3 separate regions of the Homo sapiens genome follow, and regions 2 and 3 are each linked to region 1. Evidence: chromatin contacts called from ENCODE Hi-C or POLR2A ChIA-PET data. All regions are on one chromosome and are shown on one strand. Each heading gives the region's core, a stretch centred on a gene start or an enhancer-like site at or near the end of the contact. The rest is flanking DNA. Distances are from core to core; before and after follow the strand shown.

Region 1 (4,287 bases), core at 170-2,669:
TAAATTTCAACTCCAATATGGCTCTATTCATTCCATTTAATTGCTGTATAAAGCCATATTGAATGGGCTAGATCTATCAGTGTTTATTCAACAGTACCCTATTAATGGCCTTTTTCTTTGTACTGGTGTTTTTGCTACTGGGAACAATGCTGCAATTAGCATTCTTGTGCAAATATTGATGTGTCCTGGTGCTTTTATCTTGAGAGCATCAAGTCCCCAGAATGGAGCAGGTGGATTGATTGAGTGGTAAATTTTGTTAGATGACGTCAGATAGCTTTTCAAAGTTCAGTAACAATTTATATTTTTTGCCATCAAGATTTAAAGAAATCCTTTCCCCTACATCCCACTCAGCTATAAGTAAGTGGCTTTCTGATTTTTGCCAGTAAGTATAGGTATACAATAATGATCTGCATTTCCCAAACTGCTAGTGAGCTGAACACTTTTTCATGTCTTGGCTACTTGGATCTTCTCTCCATGTCTTTGCTCATTTCTCCATTGCGTTTTTTATATCCTTGTCAATATGTAGAACCTTTTTTTGCATATTGTAGGTATGAATCCTATGCCTACATTGAAATACTTTTTTTCTTAATCTACTATATGTCTATTGTTTTGGCGTAGGTTATCACTGCCCTAGCAAATGCTATCATGAGTTTAGGAGTGTGCTGCATCTTTCTCATGTATTTCTTTATATCTCTCTCCCCCTTCCCTCCCTCTGTTCTCCTCCCTTTCCTCTTCTTTCCCATTTCTTTCTCTCTCTGTGCCTGTTTTCCTTCCTTTCTGTGTCTTCCTCAGGATCTCCTTTTTTCTACCTCCTGCTCTGTCTGCTTCCTTTCATCTACTCCTTACCTCCTTGCTTCTCCAGCTCCATGGGAATACTCATTTTCAGTGCAGAGAGCACAGTGTTTTTCTGCTTGTGTCACTTACAAAACCAAGTCAGACCGAAGAGGTATTGCAGAGCAGCCCAGTAAGGGGTTAAAGCAGTATGTTTTCAAAATCGGCTGAATGTAAGTTCCTTTGGGAAGGTTTTTCTTTTTATATGGATCCCCCAGACCCATCCTCAGAGGTTTTGATTCTGTAGGTCTGGATGGGTGTCAGTGGGTATTTATTTCCAAATCTATCCAGGTGATTGCAGTACCTGGCCATCTGTGGGTGAGTGCTGGCTCAGGGAAGTTGGACATGTGCTCCCCAGTGTGGGGGTAGCTTGCTTGGGTGACTGGACAACACAGGTTATTGCAGTCTTAGATAATTGGCTTCCACAACCACCCAGCTCAGCACAAGACAGCAGGGAGGGGTTCCAGCGGAGTAGAGACAATGGTGAAGTCGTGGTCTTCTGGCCGGATTCTGCATCTCAAATGGCAGCTTTGCATGAATGCAGCCGCAGTGTGGCAAATGGGCACAGGGGGGCAGTGTGGCCCCACGTGGCTCCGAAGCCCTCTGATTCTGCATGAGGCCTGACCCGGGCTGGAATGCCGGCTCCAGGAAAGCTGTGAGCTGGTGAAGGGCTCTCCCACTGCCTTCTTCCCCTTCCACTCTTAGTCCCTGTCCCACAGAACCTGGCTTTCAGATGATTAAAGTTCATCCACCATTTACTGAGCATGAATTATCTCATGTCGAACACTGTCCTGGGTTATTTCATTTAATCTTCATAACAATCCAAGAAAGGCATATGATTTCCACCCTACGCAGAGGAAGCTGCAGTTTGGGGAAGTTAATTAGTTTCCCAGTGATGGCAGAGCCAGGATTGAGACCAAAGCCTGTCTGACTCCAACCCCAGTTGAGTGGAATTCTTTGCATTCAGTAACTGCTGCTCAATACAGGTAACAAATAGTTGATTCTGAACATATTAGGTGCTAATTTACCAGTTAATTTATTCATGCACGCTGATTGTTTCCCCTTTCTTCCTTCTTTAAAGAGATCAGTAAGAATAACCGAGTTAGCTAAGAAAGCTCAAAGCCCGAGGTCTGTTTGGATTTTAACAGGAGACTCTGAAGAAACAAAGAATGAAATAGCTGATGGTGAAATAGTGGCCATGGGGTTGGCTTCTCCATTCAACTAGGCCAGGGTATCACACTAAGAGTCTGCAGATCAAATGCAGGATTTTATTTGGCTAACATGATGTTATTTAAAAACCTAAATTCCAGTGGTTTTGTTGTTTATTTAGAGACAGAGTCTCCTTCTGTCGCCCAGGCTATTCCAGTGGTTTTAGGTGGGACATCTGCTTTGCAGTTTATCACAATCCCACCCTTCCCCTTTCTGTACATCTTTCTGCTTTGCTCGTTGATGCTACCTGCCTGGCATCCGCTAACAGCAGTGCCGGGCTGACGGGTCCTGTCACACTCCTGCAAGATGAGAACTGGCTTTGGGCCCTGCTCTGTCTCTTTCCCTTGCTCCACTTCCCTCCCAGGTGCTTCCCTCCCAGGTGCCATCATTGGCCCTCACACCTGTGTTGGGTGCGTCAGTCAGTCTGCTCTGCTGCTTCTAGCACCCAGATCAGTCCCAGGTTCGCCAGGGCTAAATTTAACCTGCAGCTGCTTCATCAGATGCTCGGGTATTTTCAGCCCTAGGAGCCTCGGGTGGCTGAGCTGAAAGTAGCTGAGGACTGCTGGCCAGGGCTTACGTCCAGTGTTGTGGATTGAAATTAGCATCCAGGTTGGTCCAAGGTCTTGGCTACCCCCCACACTGTGCTTCCATTTTTCTTAACTGAAGATGAGGAGAAGAGAGAGAAGGCAAGAACTGGCAGAGAATAAGACAACACAAAATAGATCCTGGGATCCCTCTGAATTTGCTCCATCATTCCTCCCTTCTCCACAGCCAGGAATGCCCCTCTGGTTGGTGGCCTAGCAGAGGGTACAGTCTGCATCACACAGTGAAGTGCTGCCAGCTGGCCTGTTCTCTCCCAAGCCACTGTTTTGGGGAGCCACCAGCCTTGCTCTGAGCTCCAGCGTTCATGTGTCTGTCATTCAGTGTCCTTTCCTGACATGGGCATTCACCAACAGGACTATGTTCCCCAAAGCCTTGGCCCATGACCTCTGAAAGTTCCCTGCTGATGTGTGCTGTGGAGTCGATAGTCCCTCTGGCCAAGCAAGCAGATGCGTGTGCAAAACTGCAGGCTGTCAGTGGCATTTACAAAGAGAAGAGGAATGTGGGTCCAGAGATGGGGCAGGCGGCCTTGAGGGGAGGAGAGGAGAGGAGATGCATGTGGAGGGGGGTTGTAGCCCCTAGGTCCTGGGGCCCTGGGATGGAGGAGGTGCCTGCCTGGGCATGAACCATCCTGCCTATCCTCAGCTGATGTCCTTGGCAACAGGCTGTCAGCCATCATCAAACCTCCTGTGAAGCCAAGTGAAGCAAAGTCCTCCCTTTCTCCCTAAATCCTACATGTCCAAGGCAGGAGATGTTCCCCTGACTACTACTTTAGTAGGTGCCCAGTGGGTGGCACCTCTAGCCCACAGCTCCAACACTAGAAGGGCTGTAGGGATCCTTTGTTTGGATCTGCTCATGTTACAGACAGGCAAGCTGTAGCCCTCAGAGGTTGTAAGTTTCATGGCTGGAACCCTGACCTCCTGATATGAGTCCTCAGCACCCTTCTCTCTTTCACGCCAATATTCACAATACCTAACAATCAGGATTCTGTACCAGGCACTATTTCATTTTATTTGTTTGAGACAGGGCCTCGCTCTGTCACCCAGGCTGGAGTGTGGTGGCATGATCACAGCTCACTTCAGCCTCAACTTCCCTGGGCTCAATCGATCCTCCTGCTTCAGCCTTCTGGGTAGCTGGGACTAGAGGCACATGCCACCATGCCTGGCTAATTTTCCATTTTTTGTAGATACGAGGTCCCACTATGTTGCCAGGGTGGGCTCCAACTCCTGGGTGCAAGCGATCCCTGCCTTGACCTCCCAAAGTGCTGAAATTATAGGTGTGAGCCACTGTGTTGGGCCCACCAGGCACTATTGTAAACACTTCTCAGGTATTAACTCATTTAGACCTTGTGTGAGGTAGGCACTGCTATCATCCCCATTTCACAGATGAGGACGCTGAGACTCAGAGAGGTAAGTGACTTGCCCAAGGTCCTGCAGGAATTGAAGCTGGGTGTTCTGGCTCCAGAGCCCAAGTTCTTCACTACTGTGCATACTGCCTCTCGCAGGACTTCCTGGGACTGCCTATTTCATGTCCATCTCCTGCACCAGATTGTAAACCTCTTGATGAAAAGGATTCTGTTTTAGTCCCCCTTGGGTCCCCCAGATTACGCCAGAGCCCAACACAGTGGAAGCTCAAGCGAATGTTGGT
Region 2 (4,590 bases), core at 1,814-4,313, 540 kb after region 1:
TGTCCTTTGTAGGGACATGGACGAAGCTGGAAACCATCATTCTGAGGAAATTATCACAAGGACAGAAAACCAAACACCACATGTTCTCACTCATCGGTGGGAATTGAACAATGCGAACACTTGGACACAGCATGGGGAACATCACACACCGGGGCTTGTCATAGGGTGGGGGTATAGGGGAGGGATAGCATTAGAAGAAAGACTTAATGTAAATGATGAGTTAATGGGTACAGCAAACCAATATGGCACATGTATACATATGTAACAAACCTCCTGCACGTTGTGTACATGTACTCTAGAACTTAATGTATAATTAAAAAAACAAAAAAACCAGCTCTTGCTTCTGAAAGATGCCACAGTCTATTGAGAAAAACAAATAAGAAAATAAGCAAGTGTGATAATGCCATAGTAAAATGCTAGGAGAACATGGATTTGGAGCCCACTGCTTCTAACAGGATCTGATGATTCTGAAATGATTTTAAATGTGTTTAGCTTTCATAGGTAACAGCTTTCCAAAGTATTTGAGCCAATATATTTTCTTACCTGCAATGTATGAGAGTTCTAACTATTCCACATCCTGGCCAACACTTGCTATTGTATGTCTTTGTAATTTTAGCCGTTCTGATAGATATGTCATGGTATCTCATTGTGGTTTTAATTTGCATTTCCCTGATGAGTAGATGTTGGTGAAGGCAATAGGTGGGAAAGGGTAGATGGAGGAAGAGGCATTATAGACAGAGAGACCAACATGTACAAGTAGACACAGAAACTAGAGAAAATATGTATCGTAGGTGCACAGGATAGCAAGAGACAAGGCAAGAGAGAACACAAGGAGGAGTATCAAAAGCCTTGCCCAACACACTGAGAAGGTTGAGCATCTCATAAAATCACTGGAAAGCTAGCCATAAAAATATTTTATAAGTAAGACATAAATGTAACCAGATCTATAGTTAAATGATCCCTCTAACAACAGTGTGGAAGACAAATTGGAGGAAGGAATACTGGAGGAAACGGCAAGGGAAGGAGGTAAGTAGGGCTTGAATAGAGGCAATGCCACCAAGGACATGCCAAGAGAGTGGTTTTTAAGGACATTTAGACAATAAAATCTACAGGTTTGGCTCAACACAGGAAATGAGGAGGATGAGGAGCACAAGATGGCACCCAGCATTCGGGCCTGGCAGACATGCTATACTTGAAATAGGGGTAGAATATCTAGAAACCAAGCAGTGTGTCCTGGAGGTCTGGTATTTGTTTACCTTACAAAACAGTTAAAAGGATTTTGTTTTCAAAGCTTAATTCATAGGACCACCAGAATTATATTTCCAAAGGGGCCCTGGGAGTTGAGAGAGGAGATAAACATAGTGTCTTGGTCTTTGAGAGCAGAAAAAAGGGTTCCTGGGGCAAATTCTGCACTGATGAAGAGGGCTGCCTTCACTATCTCTCCCAGAGAAGTGCTCCAAAGCTGGCAGAAGACCCTCAGTCAAAGGCAACACTGTACAGCAGAAGCAAAAGTACAAGATACCAACTTCTGTAGACTACATACAGGTCGTCAGCATGTGTGGGGTGGGTAAAGCCATGAAAACGAGTGAGCTTATGCTAGGATTGCTTAGACTGTGAGGAGAAAAGGGCCAAGATGATGGGAAGCATCAGTGTTTAACAGGTGGAAAGCCTGAAAAAGAATGTCCAGAAAGGCAAGAAGAGAGCCAGCAAAGAGCAATGTAATGGAAACCAAGGAGGAGAATTTTATGAAGGAAGTGATCAATATAGTCAAGTGCTGGAAAGAGAAGTTAAATAACATGAGGATTTTAAATAGTTAGAAAATCTTTAATGACTTTGCAGAAGCCACTTCACTAGGTTAATGGGATGTAAGCCTCATTATGGAGAGCTTTAGAGTAAATGAGCAATGATAAAGTGCAGAGAATGGTTTATATTATTTTGGGGGGTTAATAATGAAGTTGGAAAAATATAGGGTGATCTCTAAGAAGAATTACAAATTTAGGGGAAAGAACTTTCCTTTAATGTGGTAGAACCTGTAGCATGGTAAAAGGCTATGGAGAAGAAGCCAATGATAATAGGTTGAAAAAAATGGAAGAGAAAAGAAGCTAAGAAGTAACTGAAGCATTAGAAGGGAAATCTCCAGAGAAATCTAAGGATTGTCAACTATGCCAACTGTTTAAACAACTTCAAGAAACATAAGGACAGAGAACAGTCTACTGTATTTGGCAATTAGGGCATCAGTAAGAGTTGTTTTGAGAAGTTCACTTGAGTGTTGGGGACAGAAGCAGAGTACAAGGAGCTGAGAATCTAAGGGGATATGGGAAACTGAAGACAGAAAATTGAACACTACATTTTCAAAGCACTTGGCTGTGATTGGAAGAAGAAAAGTAAATTATTTAATCCTACCTATCATTTCTGCTAGGCCCATGGTCTCCTCTGAGTGGCCAGTATCCAGTGATCTTGCCCTGCTTATTGGACAGGAGTGGACACTAAGCCAAGGGAAGTTTACCTTATGGGCATAGCTGTCAATCAAAGGGGAGCACCCAAAGTAATGCACAATTTGCTTTTTCTTAGTGGATCCTCTTTCTGGGAGAAATTAAAAGTGTACTCACAGTTCAACGACAAATACACAGTGACACTACTGGAAGAGACTCATTTGTTTTTGGAGTTATGAAGCACTCTCCTTTTTCTTGGATTAATTTATCTCCATGGTAATTAACCAACAAAATTATGTTCAGAGATATAGTTTCTGTTAGATTGCCTTTCAGAGATTAGATCTTTCCTTTTCTACACTTCCCTTTATTTTGAGCCATGAATAGCAAAGCAAAGGACCATTAAGTATCCTATTAGCCAAATGCTTTAGTTTACACCATGATGATCTCAGAATACCTAAGTAATCAGTCAATACATTTTTTTAAAAGCCAAATAAGTTAATAATCTTAATGAAGTCTGACTTCATTAAGTCATTTTTGTAGTTCATTTTTGTAGTTTTTAGTGTAATTTAGAGACATAGCTCAAATCAACTTCCTCATTCTATAAGTAGAGGTACACATAATTATGCCCTTAAAGCTAATCAGGATTTTCAAAAGTCAAGCATACCATGGGCTGTGGCTTTTATTAGTCACAGCCTCCGGAAATGTTGATTCAGCTGAGTAGGAGGCAATGGGAGCATTCATTGTGACTTAGTTAATAGTCATGTGTGGGGGAAGGGTGCAGAACTGGGTAGAAGATGAAAGAAGATAAGCACATGTTTAAAAGAATTGCATTAAACAACTTTTTACTATGGTTAGAAAAGTAGCATTTGTTTTTTTCATGCTGTAATATGTTCAGCTTCATAATGAGTTGTGACATTTACAGCATTCTTTTAAAGATATCTGGGCAGAGCAAAGCCAGGGAGGAAATTACTGAGCATGACTACTGGCAACTGGTGATAAATACTTTCGCATTATTTAAAAATATTTAATGGCCACTGTCTTTATTGTGCAAGGTATACTACCATTTCATTATCATTTTTCAGATACGTGACTCAAGTTACCAAGTTGCCATGACTGCCTACTGGAGATGAAGGAAACAAAATCATCATTACTGAAAAATTCTTGAAGAAAAAAATGTTCATCAATTTGGAGATACCTGTCTTCCAGAATACTTGAGATTATTCTTTAAAAACAATTTTTACCACATATAAACAGAAGCCAAGGCTAACTCAAGATAAAAATTTAGGTCTTAAGGATCTTTCATGCCTGTAATCCCAGCACTTTGGGAGGCCAAGATGGGCATATTACTTGAGCTCAGGAGTTCAAGACCAGCCTGAGCAGCATGGCAAAATCCTGTCTCTACAACAAATATAAATATTAGCCAGGCATGGTGGCGAGTGCCTGTAATCCCAGCTACTCAGGAGGCTGAGGCAGGAGAATCACTTGAATCTGGGAGGCTGCGGTTGCAGCGAGCCGAGATTGCACCTCTGCACTACAGCCTGGGTGACAGAGTGAGACTGCATCTCAAAAAAGAAAAAAGATATACTTTGGGTGTGGATAGATGTAATATTTCTGAGAGAAAAGATCTTTTTTGCTCACTTTAAAAATTGTTCCTCCACCGCATCTCACCACTCCACAGCCTAAAATCACCTGATATTGATCCCTGTTCTATCCAGAGTATTAGTGATGTGTAGTATCTATTCAAAAAGTGCTCCAATACTGTCTTTGAGGTTTCCTCCCAGGCTACCGGCACCCATTCTGTAGCTTTTGCTGCTCTCAAATCTTGAGTTTACCAGAAATTGTCAATAAAAGTTTATTATACAAGAATCAGGACCATATTCCTTCCTCAAATGGCCCTTTAATGATTGTTGAATAAAATATCAAGGAGTTGCTGTGGTCTACTCATATCGTCCTAAAAACCAAGTTTGTACAAGTAGATAACAATCACTATGTTAGAACAACTTCTTGGCTGAAAGCAAGTACAAGACACCATTGATTATAAGACGCATCCCAATTTTAGACATGTTAACATGTGAAAACAAAAAACAGGCTTATCTTCAAGACATATTTTTAAACCTAGAAGAAGAGAAGGAAAAGGATGAGGAAAAGGAGAAGAACA
Region 3 (4,188 bases), core at 421-2,920, 590 kb after region 1:
TAATGTCTGCCTGACAACAAAATTGCATGAAGCAAATAATGAAAAGTCAGCCAGAAGAAAATCTGAAGAAGCTTATTTCAAATCCACTGGGTGCCAGGGGCAGAGAGAGGGGGTGGGGCAAAAAGACGTACCCAGCACAAGAGTGAAGAAGAGATCAAATCTCAGGAAAAGATAAATCAGACATAAACTACTCAAAACCAGACACAATGAAAGACTGCAAGGATCCCACAGAAGAGAAACCTTATAATTCTCCAGAGATGATGTCATAGAAGTAGACCTAAAAAAACTCTAGGACTCAAATGTGTATATGTCACATGCACACCGTATCCATACTTTGAAGATTTTTAGATAAGGATTGGTAAACACTGTCTCAGGATCATTGAGACTTACTGATGAGATGCATACCTGGAATACAACATTAAAAGAGCATGCATACCTTGTTCAAAAGGAAAACGTTTCCTCGAAAGGATAGGATAGGAAAATTGTATGTCAAGAATATATATATTCCAATGGAAATTTAAAATCTGAGAGTAGAAGTATTTAAAAGGGGATAAACCCGGAAAGAGATGGAAGTAGTATCTTTGAAGGACTGTAATACAGATACCCAGCACATGAAGGAAATTGGGTAAAACAATCCTAGATAGCTCTCATGAGCAGGGCAAAGTCAGAGATAACCAGGTCCATGCATGTTTGTGTCTCCACAATGTCAGATTTTTACTGATGCTATTTTAACCACAAAAGCCACAAGCTACATGGAGTTCTCAAGAAGGCAACTCTCTCCTTAGTACTTCTCGTTCACTCCGTAGTCAGAGCACACAGCTCAAGCCACTCCACAAGTCAGTCAACATTGCAAACCATATATAGTAGTATATTTCATCAACATATAAATGTTAAGATTAAACATTCCACACCAAAGTAATATTTAACATCAAGAGAAAGGGAATAGGAAAAAGGATTAATGAAGTAGTCCGAGGAAAGTGACGATGAAGACAGAAAGAATCTCCTGGTCTGTGCTCGGCGGTCCAGGAAAGGTCTTGAAAGGAAAAGTCTTTGATGTGGGCAGAGCCTTCAGCAGCAGATGCCAGGTGTTGATCACTAGTGACAGTAAGAGCATGTCAGTTAAGATGGCCGCTTTGAGCTGCTGAAGCCCTGCTCTTTTTACGACCACCAGAGGACTGATAGTGGAAGTGTGTGCTTGTTTATGCCCTTATCTGGTTGGATGCAGTCTTTATTTATTACAAATTTATTAAGCAAACATCGTATCCCTGTTGGCAAAATGTCCCGTGAAATGTAAGATGGAGTCTTTTTTTTAAGATGGAGTTACTTATGTCAAGGGTGCTCAATACAATAGCCTTTGTTGGGGCTTTATAACTTAAAATGTGCTTTCTCACATTTTCTTCAATCTCAGAGAAGACTTATCAGATGAATAATACATTATCATTATTTTATGGAAGTTATAAGTGATTAATTGACCATGCCCTGTTAAATTAAGTTTAGCCTAAAGCTGCCTCCTTACATATTTTTAAGTTGAGGCTAAAGGTTTCTCTGCACATAGTGAACTGTAACCTAACTGGATGTATCAACAGACTGTAACTTGCTCTTGTACCCATCACTGAGCTTCAGCCAATTGCAGATGGCCAACTGTTTAAACCACGTTCAAATAAGACAAACATCAAGCTGTAACAATCCAGCTGTTCCTATTCCTCACTTCTGTTTCACTTTCATTTTTCTGTTCATAAATCCTTTTCACGTGAGTCTGTCTGAATCTATTCTGGTTTGGGGATTGCCCAGTTCATGAAACATTCTTTGCTCAATTAAACTCTGTTAAATTTAGTTTGTCCAAAATTTTTCTTTTAGCAGCTGCAGATCGCCCAACTCATCGGTGGTAGGTCTAAGACTCGAGCATGGGTCTTTAAGCCTAAAGTCTATATTCTTGCCACATAGCCATGCTATCTTCTGATACATGTAGCAAAACTGCTACAGAATTGGCCACCTGGAACCAGTTAGTGGTATCCTGCTATTAACCACATGTATTGGTTACCTGATGCTGCCATAACAAATCACCACAAACTAGGTGGCTTAAAACAACAAAAAATTATTATCTCAGTGTTGGCAGCTAGTAGTCTGCAACTAAGGTGCTGGCAGGTTGATGTTTTCCTCTGACGCCTCTAGGGAACCTTCCTTGCCTCTTCCTAGCCTCTAGCAGTTGCTTGCCACCCTTGGTGCTCCCTGGCTTCTAGATGCATCACTGCAGTCTCCACCTACGATCTTCTCCCTGTCTGTGTCCCTGTGTCCCAATGCTCCTCTTTTTATAAGGATCCAGTTATATTGAATTTAGGGCCCATTCTAATCCAGTATGACCTCGTCTTAACTTGATTACATCTGCAAAGACTGTATTTTCAAATAAGGTCATATTCACAGGCTCCAGGTGAACATAAGCTGGGGAAAGGCACACATTCAACCCAGCGCACAGCAGACGGAGAGTTTGTTCTTGGTTTGGGTTACTGACAATTTTCCCTCAGCAGGTAAAGGAATACATTTAGGAAATTTTTGTCCTGGATTCCAACAAGAAAGAAGGAGGTGTCAAATGCAGAAACAAGCAAACCTTGGAATAAAATGGCCTTGATGTTTATAATAGTGAAAAAGGTAATGGTCAGACCTTCAGAAAGGGGGCTTCATAAAAAGTAAGGAAAATAATAGTGCCCAAGGGAATATGTTTAGAAGAGGAATGTAGACTCTGAAAACAGGATTACTTGAGCATTACAAAAATGATCCTGTTTAGGAGGAAAGATATGCTGTCTGGAAAGAAAATATAATAGAAATAATCTCAGATAATTGACCATAAACAAGCTTGTGCTGAAAACATAAACAGCAAGAATAGAATAATAGTCTAGGAGCACACAGTTCTCAGAGAGGAGGTAAAAGGAGGGTTAGATCTGGAGTAGTAAGACTCGAGGTTCCTATGGCTCAGAGGACGGATGGGGTGGACAGACCCAAGCATGCGATAAAAGAAAGGGAAAATTTGTTTAGAGTATTATGAGAATAAAGTCTTAAAATAAAGTAGGGGCGGAGATAAATACTAAAGACAGCAAGAAAGCTGTTTTTCTTTTTAATCTCCGTAGCCAAGAAAAGATCTGGGAAGAAAAACCTATGCTGTATCTCAGACAATATCACCTTAGGCCAAGCATGGTGGCTGACACCTGTAATCCTAATGCTTTGGGAGGCCAAGGCAGGAGGATCACTTGAGCCCAGGAGGACCTCTTGCCCACCAGCCTGGGCAACAAAGTGAGACTCCATCTCTACAAAACTTTGTAAAAAATTAGCCAGGTGTGGTAGCACACGCCTGTGTTCCCAGCTACTCGGGGCTGAGGTGGGAGGATCACTTGAGCCCAGAAAGTAAACCCTCACTAGCCATGTTCACTCCACTGCACTCCAGCCTGGGCCACAGAGCAAGACCTTGTCTCAAAAAAAAAAAAAAAAATTACAATATAACCTTAACAAATGATAACATAATCAAAGAACCATTCAATTTTCTGCTTCCTTCCATATTCTAAGAGAGATGAACATCAATTTTGAAGCAAACATTATGAAGAGAGAATTAAAACCTACAATAGAAAAAGAGATAGTAAGAGAAATCTTCACTTACTCTGAATGACTTCAAAACTTCTGTTAATACAAATTCTATCCCAAAGTATCAAAAGAGTTTGCAGATGAGATCAGAGAACTGCTCCTGAGAATCAAGGAGAATGGAAAAGGTGACTAATGGCTGGAAAATGTTTCTACTTCTAAAAATAGTGAAAGAATGAGATCTGTATGTAAACTGATGAGCCTCATGCAGACGCCAAACAAAATTCTAAAATGGATGATTTGTAGGCAAGATACAGTAAACAAATACTAACCAGTGTGAATTCACTAAGAACAAGTCATGCCAACCAGTCTCACTTCTTTTCTTAGATTTGGTTGCCTGTGTGTCAGGAGGAAGGCATGCACATGGTATGCCTTGGTTTTAGCATAGCATTTGCCAAATATCGTGATGCACACCTTTTGTTGTTAAGATGGAGGAATGAGGGCCCAGGTAACAGCAAGATGACTGGTGGTTTGCTGCATAGTTAGGCATTCAATGTCACCCAAAGAATATTGGCCAAAGACTTGACTTCCACCTTAAAAGGCAAACTCCAAGAATTTATG

Evidence for each region. Hi-C counts contacts between places; a loop is a spot of excess contacts on that map. ChIA-PET counts read pairs that join two places held with the same protein, here RNA polymerase II (POLR2A). Pooled maps may share reads with other maps.
Region 2: a map of MCF 10A shows a loop between it and region 1 (7-fold over the local background). The contact joins two enhancer-like sites. A Hi-C loop is called at or near these places in 2 of 168 maps with a recorded cell type or tissue (MCF 10A and adrenal gland) and 6 of 50 pooled maps.
Region 3: a pooled map shows a loop between it and region 1 (2.5-fold over the local background). The contact joins two enhancer-like sites. A Hi-C loop is called at or near these places in 2 of 168 maps with a recorded cell type or tissue (Calu3 and PC-9) and 4 of 50 pooled maps. POLR2A ChIA-PET finds 5 or more read pairs at or near these places in 1 of 52 experiments (H1).

Annotation. Positions count from the first base shown.
Region 1 is chr7:106,175,457-106,179,743 of GRCh38, forward strand. No RefSeq gene overlaps it. Among named protein-coding and RNA genes, the nearest start is that of SYPL1, 65 kb to the left of the region's middle. RefSeq lists a silencer at 1,289-1,428. Within about 2 kb of position 1,420, at least 9 of the 41 ENCODE cell types and tissues checked have a DNase peak (open chromatin) inside an H3K27ac peak, as active enhancers do.
Region 2 is chr7:106,715,253-106,719,842 of GRCh38, forward strand. No RefSeq gene overlaps it. Among named protein-coding and RNA genes, the nearest start is that of CCDC71L, 56 kb to the left of the region's middle. RefSeq lists an enhancer at 2,852-4,051. Within about 2 kb of position 3,064, at least 9 of the 41 ENCODE cell types and tissues checked have a DNase peak (open chromatin) inside an H3K27ac peak, as active enhancers do.
Region 3 is chr7:106,766,506-106,770,693 of GRCh38, forward strand. No RefSeq gene overlaps it. Among named protein-coding and RNA genes, the nearest start is that of LINC02577, 6.4 kb to the right of the region's middle. Within about 2 kb of position 1,671, at least 4 of the 41 ENCODE cell types and tissues checked have a DNase peak (open chromatin) inside an H3K27ac peak, as active enhancers do.